Linked DNA regions of Homo sapiens: region 1 is linked to region 2. Evidence: chromatin loops called from intact Hi-C (ENCODE). Cell type or tissue: heart right ventricle. All regions are shown on one strand. Links, peaks and the distances in the headings refer to the core of each region. The heading gives the core; the rest is flanking DNA.

Evidence for each region. A loop is a pair of places that touch in the nucleus more often than their neighbours do. Peaks named below come from ENCODE experiments on the same cell type or tissue, not always from the same donor. Only the 100,000 strongest peaks of a DNase experiment are listed, where the experiment ranks them.
Region 1: a loop joins it to region 2, with 2.2 times the contacts of the local background. A loop is called at or near these places in 42 of 110 quality-filtered maps.

What each region holds. Positions count from the first base shown.
Region 1 is chr6:2,639,613-2,651,642 of GRCh38, reverse strand. LINC02521 (long intergenic non-protein coding RNA 2521) reads right to left here. Exons shown (of 3, transcript NR_149119.1): 3 at 11,084-11,955. Among named protein-coding and RNA genes, the nearest start is that of LINC01600, 11 kb to the right of the region's middle. RefSeq lists an enhancer at 11,711-12,030. In heart right ventricle, for the core only: no CTCF peak of the experiment used is centred there; no DNase peak of the experiment used is centred there; H3K27me3 peaks cover 1,709 bases.
Region 2 is chr6:2,357,667-2,369,696 of GRCh38, reverse strand. All of the region lies in intron 4 of GMDS-DT (GMDS divergent transcript), which reads right to left. Among named protein-coding and RNA genes, the nearest start is that of GMDS-DT, 120 kb to the right of the region's middle. In heart right ventricle, for the core only: no CTCF peak of the experiment used is centred there; no DNase peak of the experiment used is centred there.

The sequences.
Region 1 (12,030 bases), core at 2,564-10,563, 280 kb before region 2:
TTTTTCAATCTATAGTTTGTGCTCTTTGTTTTAATTTTCAATGCATTTCAAACTGATATGTCTGTGAATTACAGAAAAAGGTAATTACTAACAAAATGAGAAAAAACAAGACATTCAAAATACAAGTCCTAATTTTTCATTATTAGAATCAACAGACATAAAATTTTACTTTTTTTTTTTTTCAGATGGAGTCTCACTGTCACCCAGGCTGGAGTACAGTGGCACAATCTCTGCTCCCTGCAACCTCCGCCTCCTGGGTTCAAGCAATTCTCCTGCCTCAGCCTCCCAAGTAGCTGGGATTACAGGCATGCACCACCACGCCTGGCTAATTTTTTTTGTATTTTTAGTAGAGTTGGGGTTTCACCATATCGGCCAGGCTGGTCTCGATCTCCTGACCTTGTGATCCACCTGCCTCGGCCTCCCAAAGCACTGGGATTACAGACATGAGCCACTGTCCCCGGCCAAAATTTTACTTTTAAAAATAAGCAGAATAAACAAAATAGAAAAAAAAAAGATTTATAAAAATCTATACACATTGTGCTTTGAAAATATGCATATAGGCAATTCATAAAGAAGATAACCAATATACTCATGATTTTAAGAGTTTTATTGAGATATGATTAACGTACAGTAAACTGCACATAAAGTATACAATTTGAGAAGTTTTGAAACATGTATATATCCACAAAATGATCACATCAAGATAACACACATAGCCACTACGCTTCAAACTTTCCTCAGGCCTCTTTGTAAGGCTTCTTTACTGCCCCCTTCTAAATCACATCCATGTCCACATTCCAATACAAATCCTGAAGTGTTTTCTGTCACTATGAATTAGTGTGTATTTTCTACAATTTCATATAAATAGAATCATATATATGTATTCATTTTCTGTCTGGCTCTTTTCATGTAAGATAATTATTTTGAGATTCATCCATGTGGTGTCAATAGTTTATTTGTATCGCTGAGTACTAATACATAGCATGGAAATACCACCTTTTTAATGCATTCACCTGTTGATGGACATTTGGATTGTTTCCAAATTTCGGCTATTAGAAATAAAGCTGCTGTGAACATTCATGGGCAAGTATTTGTATAGACACATGCCCTCATTTTTCTTGGATAAACACCTACAAGTAAAATGGCTGAATCATACAATAAAGGAATATTTAACTTCTTAAGAAACTGACAAACTGTTTTCCACACTAATTGTGCCATTTGGCATTGTCACCAGTTTCTCCACATCTTTGCCAACACTTCTTATGGTCAGCCTTCTAAATTTTAGCCATTCTAATAGATTTGTAGTGGTAAATCATTATTTTATTTTGCGTTTCCTAATGACTGTTTAATTTGAGTATCTTTCCATTTGCTTAAGTTCCACCTGCCTATCTTCTCTGATAAAGTGCCTGATAAGATTTTTTGTCCTCTTTTATTGAGTGGTTTCCTCTCTTATTATTGAGTTCTGAGAGTTCTTAATATTTTGGCTATAGATCCTTCATAAGATATACAATGTGTGAATATTTTATATCAATCTGTGGCTTTCTTTTAATTTTCTTAATAGTATCTTTTAAGTAGGAAAACTTAATTTAATTTTATTATTTATTATTTATTTATTTATTTAGAGATGGAATCTTGCTTTGTCACCCAGGCTGGAGTGCAGTGGTGTGATCTCGGCTCACTGCAGCCTCTGCCTCCTGGGTTCAAGCGATTCTCATGCCTCAGCCTCCCGAGTAGCTGGGATTACAGGTGCCCGCCACCATACCCGGCTAATTTTTGTATTTTTAGTAGAGATGAAGTTTCAACCATGCTGTCCAGGCTGGTCTTGAACTCCTGACCTCAAGTGATCCACCCACCTCTGCCTCCCAAAGTGCTAGGTTTACGTGAGTTAGCCACTGCAACCAGCTGGCAAAAGTTAATTTTAAAGTCAAATTTATCAACTTGTTCCTTTATGACTTGTGCTTTCAGTGCCATAGCTAAGAAGTCTGCCTAACCCCAAATCCTAAAGATTTTATCCTATGGTTTTTGCTGTTTCATTATTTTAAACTTTATATTTAGGTTTATAACACATTTTGAGTTAAATTTTGCACATGGTGAAAAATATAGATAGAAGTCATTTACTTATTTACTTTTTTTTTTTTTTACCTATGGCTATCCATTGTTCCAACAGTATTTCCAGAGAGAAAATCTTTTCTGCTTTGTGCTAACTTTATGCCTCTCTCTAAAACCAGTTAGAAAAGACCATATGTGTGGTCTGGACTCTCTATTCTGCTCCATAAATCTACTTGTCTGCCTAGATGCTAGGACTGCTCTGTCTTGATTACTGGAATTTTATAAGAAATCTTGAAATCATATATTGTTTGTCCTATAACGTTGTTCTTTTTCAAATTGTTTTAGCTATTTCAGGTTCTTAACATTTCCATATAAATTTTTGAACCAGTCTGTTAGTTTTTACAAAGAACATCTGCTTAGAGTTTAATTGAGATTGCATTAAGCCTACAAATTAACTTGGGGAGAACTGAGACCTTGAAAATACTGAGTCATCTGACAGATGAACACAGTGTATTTATACATTTAATTAGATCTTCTTTAAGTTCTCTCACCAGTGTTTTACAGTTTTCGGTGTGCTAATCTTTCATTCTTGCTGTCAGATTTTATCACTAAGTATTTCATATTTGTTAGTGCTACAGTAAATGTATCTTTAAAACTTTAGTTTCTGATTTTTTTTTTGCTATTTAAGAAATACTTGATTTTGTATGTTGATCTTGCAATGTTATGTCTTGCAATGTTATATCTTGCAATGTTGCTGAGCCCAATAATTCTCACATTTTTGTATATTTTATTAAATTTTCTGCATAGAAATCATGTCACTTATGAATAAGAACAATTTTACTTTTTTCCAATCTGAATGCCTTTTATTTCTTTTCTTCTCTTATTATGGTGGCCAGAGCCTCTAGTACAATGTTGAATAGAAGTAGTGAGAGCAAATAACCTCATCTCTTTCCTGATCTTACAGAAAAGCTTTCACTCCTTCAATATTACACATAATGTTGGCTGAAAGTTTCTTATAGATGGTCTTTATCAGGCTACAGAAGTTTCCTTCTATTCCTGGTTTTCTGAGAGTTTTCATCAGTGCTGTGCAATGGATTTTGTCAAGTACTTTTAAAAATCTATTTAGATGATCATATGGCTTTTCTTTTTTAGATTGTTAATATGGTGAATTACATCTATTGATTTTTAAATATTAAACCAATCTTGCATCCCGGGAATAAACTCAACTTGGTCATGGTTTATCTCCTTTTATGTGTTCTCAGAATCAACTTGGTAAAATTACATTAAGAATTTTCATATCTATGTTTGTGAAAGATATTATACCATAGTTTTGTTGTCTTTTGGCTTCAGGGCAGTGCTGACCTGACAGAAAAAATTAGGCAGCATTTCCTCTCTTCAGTTTTCTGGAAGAGTGTATGTAGAATTGATATTATTTAGTGAAGCCATCTTGTCTAGAGTTTTCTTTGTGGGAAGGTTTTTAAACTACAAATTTAATTTAATTTTTTTAATAGATACAGAATTATTCTGGTTATCCATTTATATTTGAGTGAATCTGGTAGTTACTGTCCTTTAAGGAACTTAACTGATTTTTACCTAGGTTTATTGACATAAAGTTGTTCATAATATTTTCTATGATCCTTTTCACATCTGTAGAATCTATGATGATGCCACCTCTCTCACTTCTAATTTGTGACTTACCTCTTCTTTCCTGATTAATCTGACTTGAAGTTTAATCATTTTACTGATCTTCTCAAAGAAGTAGATTTTGCATCATTGGTTTTATGTATTAATTTTCTATTTCATTGAATTATGTTCTTTATTGTTTTCTTTCTTTAGGTTCAGTTTGCTGTATTTTTTCTAGTTTCTTAAGGAGGAAGCTTAGATTACTGATTTGAACTATTTTTTCTTTTCTCATATAGTCATTTAACATTAATAATTTCCTCAAATCCTGTTATAGCATTAACCCCAAAGTAGTCTGTGCTACAGTTGGGGAGCGACCCAGCTTACAATATAAAACAAAATACCAGCACTCTCCCAATAGCAGTGCCTATGGGATCCACTCCAGGGCATCTCCTTGGAAGCAAAACTGCATTAACTCCTTCATGGCCATGCTCCTTTGGAAACAATCCATGGCAGAGTACTGTTGCTGAGTTTCATGCTGTCATGTACCGTATTAAAATAAAGTCCTAATGTGCTGCCCAAAGAGGCAGGCTGGCCCCCAAGACAAACAAATCAAGGATAGTTTCAAGCACTGGTGCTTATGTTTGTAAAAAATCATCTGGTATACCATGGGTTCATAGTTATCATCATTAATTGAACAGACACTTTGTGTCTGACAGTGTGCTGAGAGGTTCACCCTCACTATTTAATTTAAACTTTATAACAAACTTTGCAAAATGGTATGTCCTGCTGTAATACCAACTTTCTAGATAAGGAAACAGTCTTTTACAGCTAAGTGTTACAGCTAAGTTTATTCAGTGAGAAAGCAGCCAAGTTGAGATTTACCCTAAGAACTTTCTAACCCAAAAGCCATTCCATTTCTCTCCTCCAATGTCTGTTCACAGGCATACCTGCAGCCTGTGGGCGCTGACCTGGTGAGAATGCCATCGAAACTGTGGGGCACAGGAAAGACCGTGTGAAAGAGATCATTTGAGAAATTTTGAAAATCTCTCTATTGTGAAAAATGCCTCTGCTTAGAGGTTACTGGAAAGTTGCTCCTCTGACCCATGTCACTGCAGCAATGGTAGCTGTGGTCACAAAAGCAGCCAGCACCAAAGTGGCGCTTATGGCATCAGACAATCTCCTTATGTCTATGCTCCCTGCTATTATTTTCTATTCTCTGTAAACTCACATACACCTACACCCATGCACACCTATACACACCCACACACTACACACACTCACATCTAAGCCCACCCATCCACTACACACACACACTCACATCTAAGCCCACCCATCCACTAAACACACACCCACGTGCACCTACACTCACCCACCCACTACACACACATGTGCACATGTACACCCACCCACCCACTACACACACACCCACACACACCTACGCCCACCCTCCCACTACACATGCACATCCACTCACACCTATGCCCACCCATCCACTACACACACACCCACGTGCATCTACACTCACCCACCCACTACACACACACATGAACACATACACCCACCCACCACACACACATCCACTCACACCTATGCCCACCCATCCACTACACACACACATACACCCACCCACTATACAGACACACACACACATGCACACACACAGTGTTTCACTCTCAGAGAAAATGTAAATAAAGGTTAAGCTAAATAATCATGAGTTCATAGGTAAAATACTGGAATCCAGTAAAGTTGGCTTAAAGATGGAAAATTGTTTAAACACACACACACACACTCACAACCTGCCACTGCCTTGCACCTGTCATGAAAGGCCACCATTCCAAGTGGAAGGCAAGGAAGCACATTTGAGCTAACATAATATCCCAGCTTTTTCCCAGGCTAGGTCAATGTCTACCAGATAATTACTCATTGTAGACGTGTCTGTGAGCTTGACTTTATCTATCATTTATGTTTGAAAATCAATCTGTTCATTCAAAAATGAAAGTGTTTCATTCCTTTTTTACTTTTCCTTCCAGTCTGAAATGTTGTCCATATTGTCAGCTATTCTGGAGCTGTTTAAATTAGTGCAGGTTTTTTATTGAGTGTCAAATACACTCTGGGGATAGGCTGGCCTCACAGTTACCCAACGTGCTCAGCCAGGTCCTGGGAATTTGTGAGACAGGGAAACACCATTGTTAATAAAAGGTTTTCGTTATTAAGAGCTTATCTGAGATCCCTCCTCTTGCCTCTGATTTGCCCTCTGTGAGCTGGCTGGGGGGTTTTGTTCTCCTCCTTTGGGAAGGCAAGAGTTTTGTTCCAGGATGTGAGCTTTTCAGAGAGTTAGAGACATTTACTCAAACCTCCAGCTGGAATGACCTTTATAGAGCAGGCAGGGCACTGTCAGCTGATATTTCAAAAATGGCAGAAACCTGCTGATTCTTGCCTGTCTCCAAAGAAAAATTCAAAAAGCAGAGTGTCCCCAGGCCATTTGGCAAGTGTTTGGTCACCCCAGGAGCTCTTATTACACACATGCATACCGTGCACACCTACCCCAGGAATAAGGCTGAAGTATCAGATTGTCTCAAATACACCTTGTCTTCCACTTAGATCCAGGGCCTTCATTGCAGGTGCAAGGCAGAAGGGCAGGAAGTGTGCCCCCAGCTTGCCTGGCGGGAACTGGATATGATTAAAGTTAAACCATTAAACCTCCACATGTGTGTTTGTGCAATGGCGTGGTCCGAGTCTCAGGATGACAGGCACGTGGCAACAATCTCATATCTCTGTTTCTTCCAGGGTTGAGGAGACCTACACCACCAAGGTCCAAGAGAATCAGAGGCCAATGGCAACCTAGGCATGGCTGAAAGCTCACCCCCCTTCCTCCGAGCAGTGCTGAGGGGCACCCAAAGCATCTCCCAGAATGAACTGTCCATTCCACCCCTCCCTTTCCAGAGATGTTGGGTTTGCATCTCTTTTAGCAGAAAGGTTGTCACCCCCAGCCACCCTCCTTTGGACCTTGGTGCTGCAGCTGGTGCCACACCACTTCACCAACCTGGTTTCCGTGCCCCCCACATGTGTGCGTCAGGGGTCTCTCTTCAGCCCCAGGACTTTCTCCTAAGCCTCAGATAGTAGCTTTGTCCGGGCACACACAGCCCTGGAATGGGGACCCTCAACCAAGGGGAGCCGGAAGTCAGTGGGAACTACCTAGCTTTCTGCCCTTGGGAGAGAGAACTATGAGGCGTATTCTTTCCAGTTCCTCAGAAACCCTCCAGCAGAGCTGAGCCGCGTTGCCCACTGCAGTAGCCAGCCCGATAACATAGTCCATGTTGACTTTCTTCCCTTTTGGTCTTCTGTTTCCCACTGCTTCCTGCGATTACTTTCCATGGAAGCTACCTGCATTCACACGTGTGTTTCAGGCTTTGCTTTCAAAATAACTCAAAACAGATACCACCCCAATGTCCTTGAGGTTGGGCCTATGTACATGTGAACAAAATGACCAGTTGGCCAGGTCGCTTCTGCTAATTCTCCACCACTCGATGAAGTGGAAGAGAAGGTCAGTCAGTGGTTATTTGAATACACAATGGGCCCAGTTATTTGAATGAATGGTGGTCTTGTATTTATTTTTAATGCAATGGGAGGATGAATGTTGCTTCCTCTGAGTGGTTTTCCTCCCTGCATGTGTCCCATTGGACTTGAGATCTGCTTCGGGAATCTCTGATTCAGGACCTCCCCTTTCACTCGGCTTCCACCATGTCTGTCTGTGAGGCTCCAGCCATCCAAGTCAGTGGCCAGAGCTCTCTGAGAACAGTAAGGGGTGTCTAACACCTCTCTACCACCAGCCTCTCTTCCTTGAGCACTGACCCAAAGGGCAGCTTCAGTCCTGCAGCTGCTGGTTCTTCTGCTGGAAACAGAAGGCTGTCACACTACTGTTGCTCCCCTGGCCAGTGGAAGACACAGCCACCCCCTTAGAAAGCACAGAAGTGGTAGAGCCATGCCAACGTGATCCTTAAACTCAACCAAGTGCCCCAGAAGTAGGTAACACCAGCCATGAGTGGAAGTCAGCAAATACGGTCTGCCCAAAGATAATACCATAATGATAGTATTAAAATGGATGTTGCGTGAGGGACAATTCATTTAAATGTTTTTCTGGCTTTATTGAGGCATTATTTACATATAATAAAATTCAGGCATTTGAAATACACACACGGTACAGTTAACACACACTGTAGTGCCCGGTATGGTGAGTTTTGGTTATTTTATAGAGCAGCCATCACCACAATCAAGATCTGGAACATTTTCATCACCCTAGAAATTTCCTTGAGTCCCTGTGTAGCCGATCCCCTCTCCTGGCCCCAGCCCCTGGCAACTGTTAAGGACCTTTATGCCACTATAGCTTTGCCTTTTCTAGACTTTCATATAAATGGAATCAAGTGATATGTAATGCTGTGTGTTTGACTCCTTCACTGAGCAGAATGGTTTTGAGCTCCATTCATCTGTGGCTTGTGTTAATGCTGTGTTCCTTTCTATTGCTCAGTAGTTTCATTGTATAGATATCCCAGACTTTATTTATTTAGCAGCTGATGGGCCCCTGGGTTCTTTCCAGTTCTTGCTTATTTGAATCATGCTGCCATGAACGTTCGCATTTGAGTCTTTGCATAAACTTAGCAGTCATTTCTCTTGGGTAAATACCCAGATGTGAATTTCTGGGTCATGGTTAAGTACATATGGCCACACAGTTTTCCAAAGTGGTTGTGCCAATTTGCCATGAGTATAGAAGAGTTCCTGTTGCCCCTCCTCCTCATTAACACATGATATACTCAATTTTTTAACTTTAGCCATTCTAGTAGGGGTATAGCGCTATCTCAGTGTGGCTTAATGTTGAGTACCTTTTCATGCACTTACTGTTCAGCTAACATTGTTGTTAAGCAATATCCTGAAATATTCTTTTTTTTATTTTTTTGAGACAAGTCTTGCTCTGTCACCCAGGATGGAGTGCTGTGGCATGATCCTGGCTCCCTGCAGCCTTGACTTGGGATCAAGCAATCCGCTCACCTCAGCCTCCCTAGCAGCTGGGTCTAGAGGCATGCACCACCACACCTGACTAATTTGTGTATTTTTTGTAGAGACGAGGCCATTTCATGTTGCCCAGGCTGGTCTTGAACTCCTGGGCTCAAGCCATCCGCTGGCCTCAGCCTCCCAAAGTGCTGAGATTACAGATATGAGCCACCATGCCCAGCCCTGAAATATTCTTAAGGGATGCACCGACCCTAAGGCCGATGTTATTCCCCTCAATTTGCAGATAAGATCTGAGGCACAGAGTGGCTGCACAATTGCCTTGCATTCCTTTTGGCAGAACTGGGGCTGAAGCTTCCTAGACTGGGCCACATGTTCTCCACTGCTGGGAACAACTGTTCTTAAAGGGCCTTGCAGACATATTAGTAACCTCAAATGGTGACAGACTGGCTGCACATTTTGACATTAATATGTTGTCATAGTTTGACATAAATAGAACTATTCAATATTACTACTTTTTTTCTTTTAAGCTGTGGAGCCTCTAACCATTCCTACCAGACTTAATAAATGGCACTGCCACGTGCTTAATTAGTAAGTGTTGAGAGTTACTTTGCTGTGAAGTATTCCCCTCCACTATCTTGGCCCATGTAGCATTTATAGGAAGGAAGCTTTCCATTTGTCCTCCCTTATCCTGGGAGCACACGGAAAAGGTCCAGGTCACTCAATCCTCCCTCCCCTCTTGGTTGATGGCCAAAATGCTTTCTGCCCTGGTAGAGTTGATCCTTTAACTAGAAACTGTAAGCCCAGTGCGAGTAAATGCCTAACATTGCAAACAGAGATGCTAAAAAGGGAACCTTTGTGACACACGCATCCTGCAGGATGTAGGGACGAGTGAATGGAAGAGAATGGGGTGGGGTGAGGAGTGAGTTCTACCTGCAGGAATGAAATGAAAGACCTGAAGCTGCTGGGCTTCCCAGCCAGCCACTAGGAAACACACTGGAGCCAGAGGTAGGTGAATATTTCTAATCTCCTAGAAAAGGCAATTAGGAGTGTGGGAACCACGGGAAAAGAAATTTCCATCTTTTTTGACTCTCTGTTCTCTCCCACACTTGTCATTCCTACCACCTTGTCTATTTCCTTGTTTTTTTTTTTTTAAGTTCTCTGAAATGAAAAAGTCTTATAGACTTGTTTTTAGGAGAAGTTATAGGAGATGAGCCCTGGGATATAGCTAATTTAGGGGGAAGAGCAGATGGTTTTAAAAAGGCAAAAAGGAAACTAACCTTCTGAGACTTGAAGAAAAGAGGCGATTTATACCACGGTGATTAGGAGAGCAGCCTGCTGTCCTAGTCATGTTTGTGCGTGCGTGTGTGTGTGTGTGTGTGCCTGTCTGTGTGTGTGCATGCATGTGTGCATGGTGTACATGTGGATGCGTGCGTGCACCCTTGTGTGTATGAGTGCAAGCATGTGTGGGGACGTGGGTCTACATCTGTGTGTTTGTGCGTGTGTGTGGTGTGTGCATGTGTATTGATGAGTGTGGAGAGGAGGGGTCATGTGTGAACATTCCAGAAAACATATCACTTTGGTTCTCAGTGGTGATTTACTCTTTGGGGTGAATTAACTACATTCATACATGGAGAGCAGTACTTAACGAGGATGGAGGAGGAAAGTTCATGGGCACTGAGTGTTGAGGAGGAAACCAGATGGCCGGAAAGGCTTCAGAAGACTCTCCTCTCGGTTTTGGCTTTCAGGTCTTTGTGGTTATATTCTGTGCTTTTACTTTAGAACTGCCTAAAATATCACGACTCTCTCAGAAATCCACTAGTCACTGCCCAAAGTCAAAGAATCTTTGCTCCATTATTTTCTTTTAAAATGTTCGTTGCTTTTGTTCCCTATCTGCATGGTTACATTTACCCTGGAGCTCCGTGTACTATGGCCTGCTAGGCGGCTGTCTCCACCCAGTACAACTTGAGAATCCACTAGGGAGCTTTTGCACACCCACCCCAAGGGTTGGGACCTGATGACCAGTCTGGGGTGCACCCTGGGCATGGCTGGGCATGGAACTTTGAAAATCTGCCCAGGGGATTCTCAGAGATAGCCGTGGTTGAGGGGACCACTGGCTAAGAGAAAGGATGAAAGCAAATGCAGGCGTTGATTCCTGAAACCTGGGGAATGCCTGCAGTGAGGGGGAAAAGGGTAACTTGGATTTCCTACTAAGTCTCTTTACTCCTTTGTCGTGCAGGTATTTGGATGCCCCACTGTCCCAAGACTATGGGATTATCTTCCTCCCACTGTCATTCATATTTACACCTCTGTGGATGGGTGAAGCATTAATACAGACTTTCAGTGAACTGAACTGAGCAGTTAAAAACAAAGCCGGATGAATGACAAGATGTGAAAAGAAGCAATCCCTTCAGATTCTTTTATCTTGCTTGCTTTAAATGTTCAAACACCCAAACAGGCTGATAAATTAAGATTTCATGGAAAGCTGTGCGTAGCTTTCAGCCACAGCAATAGTCCGAGGTTCTAGTTCTCTGGTGCCAATAATAAAATCATTTCAAATGCAAATAAAAAGTCAGTGTTGAAAATGACCAGTTTAGAAAAATTGTGCTATAGTTACCAGCTCTCATACAAACAGTGCCTGAGAAAGTCAGATCGCAGTCTATAAACAGGCTATATTTAGATGACTTCCAATCCCAGTGTGTTCCCAGACCTGGTCAGAGCTAGGCAGCTTCCCACTTGGTCATTTTTGTCCAACAGGGTCTTGTCCCCTTGTAATCTGTGAATCCTCCCTTTTCCCAGGCTCCCAGGGAGACCGTCGTGTGGTTGCCCATCCTGCAGAGCCCCACCCAAGCAGGACGGCTGCCAGCCCCTGGGCAGTGCTGGACCTCGGGCTGTGAGTTCAGCTGAGCTGCGTGATCCAGATGAGCTGCAGATTGTCCACAGGCTGCCACCCAGACGCTGGGTCACAGGGGCTCCCCCTGTGCTTTATTGAGACTGGTCAGCCCTCCGCCACTCCTAAGAAAGAAGATCCTTGACAGGTCCTCGACTTCTTCTCCATCACTGGGCCATGGTGTGTCCAGATTTTGGAAAGAGAGAAAAGAGAAAAAAAAAAGTCCATCCACCATCTCAAACGTGTCTGCACCTCGCTTGCAGGTGGACAAAAAGCTCCTGTGAGGTTTCCGTTTTTGGCATGTCATCTCTCTAGAGACATGGTCCCTCTAAATGAGGAGGTGATCTGGACCCCTGCTGGACCGAGGCAGCTCCCCACTTTGCCGAGGCCTAAACAAACCCAAACAGGACATGCAAGATCAACAAATGCCAACCAGCCACACAGCTGAAGCAGAAACGCAGAAA
Region 2 (12,030 bases), core at 1,324-9,323:
ATATGTTTGCCACAGGGGCCTTGTGGCCATTTGCATTTAAGGTGTCGGGCACGTAGTAAGCACGCAATGATATTAGTTATTACTATCATTTCTCACTGTGTACAGTAATTCCTAATGGGGGTGGGTTGGATAGAAAAGGGAAAGAGCAGATTGCTAATTGTTATCCTAAAGGTTTGGGGGTTTTAGGTGAAACCAAAGCACTTCCCTCCATCACCACCCCAACACACACAGACACACATGGGCTCACACACATGCAGGACTTGAGGTTCTACAGAGGGATTCTTTGGGAAGCGTGGCACTCCTGCATCCATCCTAGTTCCAATGGATTACTCTGGATACTCAGGGTTACTCTGGGCCCCAGATACCCCTTGAAAGCTCAGGCTGCCCATCAGGGGGCCCATAGTCTGGTGGCACTGGAGCAATCGGATCCCAATGGCACAACATGGCTTTCACTTGGTTCTGCAGTATTTCCTTGACTGTGCAAAGAAAACACGCAAAAGACATTTTGTTGCATAGTCCCACGGAAGCCCTGCTTTGCAGTCAGGAGAGGAAACCTCTCTCTTTCTCTTCCTGCTAGTACCCATACACTCACTTTTCTTTTGGTGAGAGCCTACCTCGGTTTTTTTCTAGGGGCCCCCTCCTCCCGCTCCCCAGCTCCAGCGTCAGGCCATGGCTGAGTTAAATCATGTATCACCCTGTGGCGTGGCTTCAGTGAGCAAGACCCTCCTGAGGCAGTGAGGCTGGGCGGCTATTTGCTGGGCCTTCTGGGAAACCAGAAACGTGCTCTTCCTTTGGAGAAGCTACCGGGAGGGAATTCCTTTCTCCTCGGAAAGGGATGCTGAGCTGCCACTGCCATCACATCAGGCCTCTCGACCTCAGCTCTACTGACATTTGGACTGGGCCATTCTTTCTTCTGACATTTGGACTGGGCCACTCTTCGTCACAGCAGCTGTCCTGTGCACTGCTGGATGTTGAGCAGCACGTCTGCCTCTAGCCACTGGATGCCAGTAGCGCCCCCTCCTCAGTTGGGACAACCAAAAATGCTCCAAACGTTGCCACATGTTCCCTGGGGAGGGGGAGCGAGGATGCCAAATAGGCCCAAGTTGAGAACAACTGCTTTCCCTTAAAGTCAGTTCCAGTAGACTTGTCTGTCACTTGCAGCATATAGAAACCTGTGACAGACAAAGAGGAATGACATCCTTTAATCGTCTCCTAGAAATATTTTTAAGTGGGGTACGCTAAACTCAAATTCCACCAGTGAGTCTCATGCGGACCTTGTGTATGCTGGGTTTTTAAGCATTTATTTTAAATTAATTAAACATTTGCTTTATTTTATTTTATTTATTTTTGAGACAGAGTCTCACTCTGGAGTCTCACTCCAGGCTGGCATGCAGTGGTGTAATCTCACCTCACTGCAACGTCCGCCTCCTGGGTTCAAGCAATTCTCAGGCATACAGCACAACTCCAAGCTAATTTTTTGTATTTTTAGTAGAGACGGGGTTTCACTGTGTTGGTCAGGCTGTTCTCAAACTCCTGAGCTCAAGTGATCTGCCCACTTTGGCCTCCCAAAGTGCTGGGATTACAGGTGTGAGCCACCGCACCCGGCCAACTTTTATTTTGATGGTTCTAAAAGCAAGAAAAAGTTCTAGTTTGGAAGACCTCCTTTGAAATACTGACTTGGATTAAGTATCAAATATGGTTGGAAAAAGAGACACCAAGTTTTAAAAGGTTATTCTACAAACATATGTTTATAATTAGGACACAGATTTCAAGGAAATAGTAGATCCTTACAGAAGAAAGAGCAAGACTAAGAAATGACCAAAGTCACTATGTATTCTGTTTTCTTAGAAATGACCAAGGTCATTATTTTCTGCTCTCTTAACAAAGAAATTAGGTCACTTGTAGAACAAGGCTAAGAAAAAAATCAGTCCCGGCCATGAGTGGGGACTGCATCTTTGCATCATACCATTACGAACAGCTGGCCATTGGATTCAGGTGCCTCTCGAGGAGGATGAGACCTTGGACCTAAGCCATTCTCTTCCACTAAAGGCAGTACCCAAAGAGGGGCTTCGCTGAGGACTGTCAGCTACCAACACTGTGGCAGCTGGAGGCACGAGCACCAGGTTCCAAGAGGGTCCCAGCAGCACAGCACAGCAAGACTTGATTAACATGCTGAACACTAAATACAAAGTTTGCATCCCTCAATTATCAGCTTCAGGAGGACATGCACCTTGCCTTTCTTATTTATCCCAGCATCCTTAAGCACCTGGAACAAAGCCTGGCTCATGGTATTTATTGGTCAGTAAAATTTGTTGATTAGTTAGCACTGAGATAAGCAGTGCTGATGCATTGATTACAGCGAGTCAGTTTCCATTCAGGGCTCTGAGTTGAGTTGAAATTTTTCTCAACTAAATTGCATAGATTTATTATTTCTTATGAGCATCATGACATTTTACAAATGTAGCTGGAAAGTCCATTTTAAATGACATGGAGTCAACCCCTCAGTTGCAGAGGTATCTCAACTCGGGTAAGAGAGTGCCCCGGAGGGAGATGAGTAGCAAGCCTCAGTAATGGGATGAGGCAGGAAACGCAACCATCCCCGAGTGCTCCCCACGATGAGAGAAGGGTCCTCTTGGCACCTAGAACAGCCTTCGGCCAGGTCAGCTGGGTGAGGGAGACACACACTGAGATGGCTGGGGTTCCTCTGTGGAAAAGCAGGGGGCAGGGGGCATTTTGGACAGCTCTTTGGAAAGCTGTAAAATAAAATGCAGTTCAGAACACATGGTGTTTGATCAAACAGAGCCTCCACTCAAGCGCCAAGACTCAGCAGAGGCACTCAGAACTGCATATTGTAAGCCAGAGTGTGTGTTCATAGGAATAATTTAAATATTAGGGAACTTAGTTCTTTGTTTGTAAAACAATTTCTAAATGTGTGTGCTGTCTCATTCTACTTGGGAAAAGAGCCAAGTTACCAATACAGGAGTGTGTGGGATGTGTGCATGTGTGTGTGTGTGTGTTCGTCATGCATGTGTGCCATGTGTATGTGTGGGCATGAGTGCTGGCACACAGCACATTCCACAGGATAGTTATTTCTCAAAGCAGGAGCCAATACTTTTCTCTTTTTAAAAAATGTTTTTCTTAGTTTAAGTATATACTCTTCATAGAATAACTGTCCTTTACAATTACAAACCAAGATCTGGGCCACTAATTCCATTCCTTTTCCTTCCCTCCTTCCTCTTCCCTTCCTTCTTTCCTTCCTTCCTTCCTCTTTCTTCCCTTCCTTCCTTTCTCTCTTCTCTTCCACTTTCTCCCTTTCTCTCTCTCTCCCTTCCTTCCTTCTCTCTCTCTCTCTTTCTTTCTTTCCTGATGGAGTCTTGCTCTGTCACCCAGGGTGGAGTGCACTGGCACGATCTTGGCTCACAGCAACCTCTGCCTCCTGCCTCCCAGGCTCAAGCAATCCTCTCACCTTAGCCTCCCAAGTACCTGGGAATACAGGTATACACCACCAAGCCTGGCTAATTTTTTAAATTTTTTTCATAGAGACAAGCTCTCACCATATTGCTAAGCTGGTCTCAAACTCCTGGGCTCAAGTGATCCTCCCGCCTCGGCCTCCAAAAGTGCTGGGATTACAGGCATAAACCACTGCACCTAGCCTAATTTCTTTTTAATTCAACAGATTATTATTTTTCGAATGAGTTGCTTTTTAAAAAAATTTTCCAAAGAGGAGAGGTCGTCATCAGTATGTTATATTCATCAGCTAGCAGGACACAAGTATTGGGCTTTGCCAATACAGTGTGGTGGTTATCAGACTTTGTTTTATAATTTTTAACTTAATTTTATGTTTGAATAGTTAGTAGTTGGAGATGATACACAATTTAAAAGTGTATGTCAAAAAAAATTGAATTTCTCTCCTTCTCTCCTTACCCCTAGCTACCTAGTTTCTTCTAAAGTGGCCCTCCGGCACTTGTTGCTACCGGCCTTTTCTTTCTTTTTTTATACAAATGGGAACTTACATTGCTGCACTGTTCTGCACCTTGCATTTCACCCCAATACACCTTGGAGAACACTCCATATCAATATAGTTTCCTTATTTTTGTTCAGAGCTGCAAAGTTTTCACATTTTAGGTATTTCCAATAATTGGCTATTATAATTAATAACTGTGGATGTGCTGTTTGCACACGTGCAAGTACAGCTGCATAATAAAATCATTGAAGCAGAATTTCTGGATAGAAGTGTTTAGAGTTTTGATGGGTAAGAACAAATTGCTCTCTATAGGGATTGTAATTAATTTACATTCCTTCTAGCAATGTATGAGACTTCCTGTTTTTTTAACTTTTTCTTTAACAAAGTCTGTCAATTTTTTAAATCTTTGTCAATCTGGTAGGTGGAAATGGTATTTCTGAGGGAGCTGTCAGGGAGCGGGGGGCAGGGGGGAGTGGTAATAGATAAAACAAGATTGCCCATGAGTTGATCAATGTTGACGCTGAGTGATGGGTGCAGGCAGGGAGGTTCACTGCCCTATTCTATTTTAGTACAGGTTTGAAGTTTTCCAAAGTAAAGGTGTAGTAAAATAGCCACTTATTTGTATGTGCTTTTCTGGGTCCCGTCTATTCATAGTCTTTTCCCATTTTTCTGTTATGTTGTTAAAGCTTTTCTACTGGTTTATAAGGAATAATTTAAATATTAGGGAAATTAGCCCTTTGTGAAACAATTTCTAAATATTTTTCATACTTCATCCGTTAACTTTTGAACTCTCAGAATGGTTTTTATATATTTGAATTTAATAATTTTTATTTTATGAATTCTGAGTTTTGTAACATAATTAGAGAGATGTTTCCTATTCCAATCTTTTTAAAGTTCTTCTATGCTCTCTTAAAGTGTTTTCATGGTTTCTTTCTAGGTTTTTTGTTTGTTTACACTCAAAGCTTTGGTCGATCTACAGTTTACATGGTGCTAATATTTAAGACTGAATCCAATTTTATTCAGATGTTTGTCCTATTGTCCCAGCATTATTTATTATATGACCCATCTATTCTTCCTTGATTTCATTTCCCTTTTATCATATAATGAATCTTTGGAGGTATTAGGGCCAGTGTATCCCACAGTCTGTCTGAGATAGCTAAAATCCATGACCTCTCTGTCATCTGATTGCAGTGGCTAGTACCACCAAAACAATGCTAAATATTATTGTAATGTTTTGGGTTTTGTTTTTTGTTTTTGTTTTGTTTTTGTTTTTGTTTTGTTTTGTTTGAGATGGTGTCTCACTCTCACCCAGGCTGGAGTGCAGTGGCATGATTTCAGCTCATTGCAACCTCTGCCTCCTGGGTTCAAGCAATTCTCCTGCCTCAGCCTCCCAAGTAGCTGAGATTACAGGCGCCTGCCACCATGCTCGGCTAATTTTTGCATTTTTAGTAGAGACAGGGTTTCACCATGTTGGCCAGGCTGGTCTCGAAGTCCTGACCTCAGGTGATCCACCCACCATGGCCTCCCAAAGTGCTGGGATTACAGGCATGAGCCACCACACCCAGCCCCTGCTTCTAACTTTGATGGAATACTTTGTATTTCCCCATTATGCATGATGCTTGAGACTAAAATAGGTATCTTTTATTTTAAGGAAGTATCCAACTATTGCTAATTTCTGAAACAACCCCCAAATATCAGTGATTTAAAGGTTGTTGTTGTTTTAATCACTCAATCAGAGCCCAACATGGGTCACAGGGGAATGTGAGGACTTTCTTCCATGCGATCCTTCAGGGACCCATGTTCCTTCCATTTCCTGGCACTACTATTCCGAGAGCATCAGAGGCCTTCCCGGATTCTCTGCATCTGAATGGCAGAAAAGCTTAGAGAATATGCAGGGAATTGTATGGGAGATGTTCTATGGGCCAGGCCTAGAAATGGCCACTCACTTCTTTTCACATTTCTCCTACCTGCAAGAGAAGCTGAACAATGTTGCCTATCTTGGTATCCAGGAAGGAAAAGATACAGTTTGATGACTGCATTACTCTGTCCATTATTCCTATTATTTATTTCCCACCTATTTGCATGTTCATTTTATGTGCATGAATATGGAGTTTACTGTGTTAGTCAGGACTAGCTAGGTTATGCTGCAGTCATAGACAACCTGAATGGCTCAGCTTATTCCTTACTAATGATCCATAGGCTCAATGTAGAGGATCAGCTCTGCTCATCCTAGTCACTCGGGAACCCAGATTGACCATCTGATACCTGCTTCCACGATAGCCATGACAGATAAGGAAATGTCTAGAAAGGCAGAAACCACATTTCAGTGACTGAAGCAAGTCACACAGCCATGACTAACTACCAGGCAGGGCAGGAGGAGCATGTGCAATTCTCCCATGTGTTTGGACACAGAAGTAAACCAGATATAACTTAGCTGTGGAAATACCTACCCTACATAGTGCGATAAAACTATAAATCTGTGTTCTAAAGCCTATCTCACATCTAATCTATGATTGTTTTTATATCCATAGACATATATTAATGTAGTAGGAAAACACTGAAGTGCACCTCACCCCAAGAATAGGATAAGGAGTTGAAAAGATTGTTTATAACCTTTTACACCTTGGTCTACTCAGGGTTCCATATCAATACCCCCAGCCACTAAACTCAACAGAGCCTGTCTAGAAAGAGCAGATCTGCATTTGTTTATTATAAAACTGATAAATCGATCCTTAAATCTGACTAAAGCATTTCACAATTCTCCATTCCAAGGACTAAAACTTACTGCAGCTGAAGTTTTCATTTCAGTTGGAATCTGTCAAATACCATAGAGAGGCCAAAACTAAATTCTGTTAGCAAAGGTCAAGATTTGTGGAAATTAAATAAAAAAAAAAATCTTATCAGCAGTTACAGTTTCAATAGCCTTCTCCCTCAAATGTTAGAAACGAAGTGCCCCTTTTTTCTTTATGGACTACTAGGTACAAAGTATTACAAGAAAATATACATATTCTAGGGAAATCAATCAGTCAAGAAATGAATTAAGTTCCTACTATGCACGCCAGCTCTTGGAATGTGGGTAATTTGTTTTTCCATTCCAGTCGTTATTTGGGTTTCTAACCAGAACTTTACTGGATGTGGATGGATGAGAAAAGGTCAGGATGAAATCTGAGCTAAGAGTGCAATTTGGGATGGATTCTCTTCCAAGGTGTGTCACAAAGTAAGCATGGTGGGTATATCATAGAATAATTATCACCTGTCAATCAATATCCCTCTCCGAGTTTTGCTTCTTCAGAAGTATTTGGAAGCAGAGACCCTACCCTTGCCAGATTCTTGAGCAAATCACCCGGAATAAGCTGCTCTTTGTAAACCCTACTGTTAGAGAGAAAGAGAGAGGTGGGTGGGGAGGGCTTTGGGGACGTTCCTTTGATGTCTGGGACTCCATTTGCTCCCCTCTGCCTTCTTCTGACCTCCATAAGGTTAACCTGTGTCCACACACGTTGTACCATTCCTTATTTGCCCCTCAGCTAGCGTCTACTGAGAACTACTATGTACCAGATCCTGTGCCAAGTCATGGTGATACAAAGTAAAACCAAACGTGGATCCTCCTTTTGAGACAGTCACCACCCAGTAAGGAAATGGACATGTTGGTGAGCTTGGCATGGAGACACTGCTCCTGCCGCTTGCTGCGCTGTGCAAGCTGTTTCATTCACGTTAGGTTTCAGATTAAATCAGTACTGGCTTAAGCCTCCACCTGCAGATTGGCAGGAATTCCAGGATCCCAAACTTGCACTTTCTTGTCCTCCTGGATCATCTAGGAGTCCTGGAAGTCTCCACCACAGTCTTCTTCCAAGCCCTGTTTTCTCCCAGGCTGCTGCTTCTATTTTGCTAACTTGGTTTACACTGCCAGCCAGTACTGCGAATCACCTGTCAGCATTGCTCATCCAGGCTGCAGCCAGAGGGTCTTTCAAAAGAGAAATGCTCAGCAGGGACCTTTTCCTCTCTGTCCTCAATCGGTATAGGTCCCTGTCACTCCGCCTCCCAGGGCTGAGGCTCTGAAGACTCAGTCCTTCCAGATTCTTCCGGCAGAGCCTTCATGGAATCCACAATGACCAACCCCCTTTCCAGACCCAGAGATTCTCAGTGGCATGACTGCTTTCCTTCTCAATCCCAGAAATACAAAGGCTGTATTTCTTCTCTTTTCCAGGCCCTGTTGCTATGACGAACATAGGTCTTTCAACTACCTGGCAAGCAGGAGGTCCTCATCCCAGATGTTCCAGTGGCTCATTCTGTGGTCTTGAATCAGGGCCACCGCTTATAGTTGTAAAAGCTACACATTGCGCAACTTCAAGAGTGGGACTGTTGGGTCAGAAGACAGATGCACACTTGAGTTCACAAAGAAACGGATGGTTTTCCAGAATAACTGTACCAGTTGCACTCCCATTAGCAACACCCTGTCTCTCCATATCCTTGTCAAGGCTTGAGTCATTCATCCTTCTAACTGTTTCCATCTCATGGGGATGAAGTCGTTTCCATTACTACACTTTCTAGAGCTGGATTATTGGTGACACTGGGCTTTGGTCATTTATAATCTTAGCCATGAACTGTTATGGTCTGAAGGTTTGAGTCCCCCTCAAATTCATATGTTGAAATCCTAACACCCAATGTGATTTTAGGAGGCAGCGCCTTTGGGAAATGATTAGTCATGAGGGTGGAGCCCTTGCGATGGAATTAGTGCCCTTATAAGAAGAGACAGCAGAGTGCTTGCAACCTTTGTCTCTCTCTGCCATGTGAGGATACAGACAGCTGTCTAGCTGTCTGTAAACCAAGACGAGAGCCCTCACCGAAGCCCAACCATGCTGGCACCCTGACCTCAGACTTCCAGCCTCCAGAACCATGAGAAATACTTTGTTGTTAATGAACAACTCAGTCTATGGTAATTTGTTACAGCAGCTCAGACTGACTAAGGCAAGGACCTGTACCTTAGCGAACAATTTGGAAATAAATATGCTTAATCTAGATGGTATATATTAAGGGTAACCAATAATAAGTAACTTGCTCCCTCTGAAAATGTTAGTTTTCTTGAAGCACACTAAATACATCACCTTCTTGGGCCTGCACAGCCATGGTGTCCAGCACTTTCCAAAGCACGTTTCCCCCGTGGGCAAACAAGGTGCATCTCAAGACAGGCCCTGCGGAGGGATGGGACAGTAGGTAGCACAGCAGAATTCAGCATCAGTCTCATTAGACCAATTATTTATATTATCCATACTACAAACCTTTTCCTATCCTACACTCAGTATTAACAAACACTTCTGAAATGCCAGGCATGGAACTATGTGCAGGGGGTAGGGCAGACGACAGAGGGCCCTCGTGGAATTCACCTTCTGAAAGTGAAACAAACAGCTTTAGATGCAGTAATGTTACTGGAAGTGCCTGAGTGCAGAGTATCAGCACCTTCATTCATTTCCCTGGCATCCACAGACAGAGATATTCCGACCGACACACAGGCCCTGCCTTGGGGCAGGTTAGTGGGGATGGTGTCTTCATGCACAGGAAGCAGCCAAGCCACGGGAAGCTGAGATGGTGACAGAGTAGAGCTGCCCAGCTGGGCCCAGCAGAAGCCAGGTCCCTGAGGACACAGTGGCACTCACTCCTTGTTCTGGGCCTTCTTGCCCCTGCCCTCCTTCCAAGCACACAGCTCATCAGAGGTGACCACACTGGAGACTTCAGGCTCTCCCCAGTGAGCAGGAAGAGGTGCCTGCCCTGTGCTCTTGTGCTGGCCTGAGGCCCCTCTCCTTGGCTTGTAGAGGTCATCTTCTCCCTCTGTCTTCATGTGGTCTTCCCTCTATGTGTGTCTGTGTCCTCATCTCCTCTTCTGATATGGACACCAGTCATACTGGAACAAGGAACACCTTAATGACCTCATTTTAATCTGATTACCTCTGTAAAGACCCTGTCTCCAAATATGATCACATATGAGTTTAGGGAGAACACAATTTAGCCCATAACAGGGAGACACCACATGCCCACTAAAATGTCCTCCTCAAATCAAAGGAGACTGACAAATGAAGGTGTGCAGCAGGTAATAAGATATCATCCCAGCCAACAGCAAACTGGGAAAGCAGCTTATTTAGGTTTTATCTACTTTTCTTTCCCTATGTCTTCCTCTGTTAAGAGCAGGGAGGTGGGAGCTCAATGGTAGCTGAGGAGCAGCTGCAGCCATGAAGCAGGATAGCCCAAACCACTGTGTTATTCTCCGGCAAAGCAACTTTTACCGAAAAGCATAACTTCTATTGAAAAATTCTGCCATGTTCAATGGCTCATGCCTGTAATCCCAACACTTTGGGAATGGCATTTTTTAAGTACCAGGTGTGAGTATCAGTGGCATGACCACTTGTCTTCTCAATCCTAGAAATATGAAGGCTGAGACTTATATGGCATTTTTAAAGCAACTATTAACTATATAAACACCGTATTCAACACTATCAAGAAATATCAAGAGTACGTGAGCTAAATCTTCACATTTTATTTTCAACTTAACAGTACAATTTGTTAGTATGACTTGGAAACCAAAAAGAAAACAATATAAATGCATGCATTTAACTCCTACAACTCAACAACAAAAACAAAATTTAATTCAAAAATGGAATAGACTAGAATAGACATTTCTCTGAAAATATACACATGGCCAATAAGCACATGAAAAGACGTTCAACAACATTAGTCATTAGGGAAGTGCATATCAGTGAAATATCACCTCACAGCCACTAGGATGGCTCTTAGCAAAATAGGTGAGAATGAGGGTGAATAACAAGTGTGGGCAAGGATGTAGAGAAACTGGAACCCTTACGCATTGCTGGTAGGAATGTAAAATTTTGCAGCTGTTGTGGAAGACAGTTTGGTAGTTCCTCAAAAGGTTAAACATAGCACCACAATACGATCCAGCATTCCACTTCTGTGTATAAGCCCAAAATAATTGAAAGTAGGGACCCAAACACGTACTTGTACATCCATGCTCATAGCAGCATTCGTCACAACAGAAAAAAGGCAGAAGCAGCACAATGTTCATCAACAGGGGAATGGATCAGCAGAATATGGTGCATACACTGGAATACCCACTCAGCCATAAATAGAAATGATATTCTGACACACGCCGCAACAAGGATGAACTGCAAAAACATTATGCTAAGAGAATAGCCACACACAAAGGACAAATATTGTATGATCCCACTTTGTGAGCTACCTAAAATGGTCAAAAGCATAGAGAGAGAAAGCAGAATAGGGGTGTCCAGGGCCTGGGGGCAGGGAGAATGGGGAGTTGGTGTTTAATGGGTACAGAGTTTTGGTTTGGGAAGATGAGAAGTTCTGGAGATGGATGGTGGCGATAGCTGCACAACATTGTAAGTGCAGAAATGTCACTGAACTGTGCACTTAAAAATGATGAAGATGAGCCGGGCACAGTGGCTCATGCCTGTAATCCCAGCACTTTGGGAGGCCGAGGTGGGCAAATCACCAGAGGTCAGGAGTTCGAGACCAACCTGGCCAACATGGTGAAACGCCATCTCTACTAAAAATACAAAAAATTAGCTGAGCATGGTGGTGCACACCTGTAATCCCAGCTACTCAGGAGGCTGAGGCAGAAGAATCGCTTGAACCTGGGAGGCAGAGGCTGCAGTGAGCTGAGATCGCAACACTGCACTCCAGCCTGGGCAGCAGAGTGAGACTCTGTCTCAAAAAAAAAAAAAAAAAAAAAAAGCGGTGAAGATGGTAAAGTCTATATTATATAAATTTTACCACGATTTTTTTAAAAGTCTCTCTGTTGGCTTTGTGGAGGAGAGGTTGGAGGAAGGATGGCAGGAATGGAAGCAGAAAGACCCTTTTAGGAGGCAACCGTGACAGTCAAGGCTTAGACTAGAATGGGAGTGATGCCGGTGGGTGGGGATCAGGGGTGAATTTGGATGATCCCAACATTTCCCACTTAACATCATTAATCTGTTCCTGAAAGTCAGATATTCTGTGAAAAACCACTAAAAATTTTCTTATCATTGTTTGTAAATTGAAAAAAA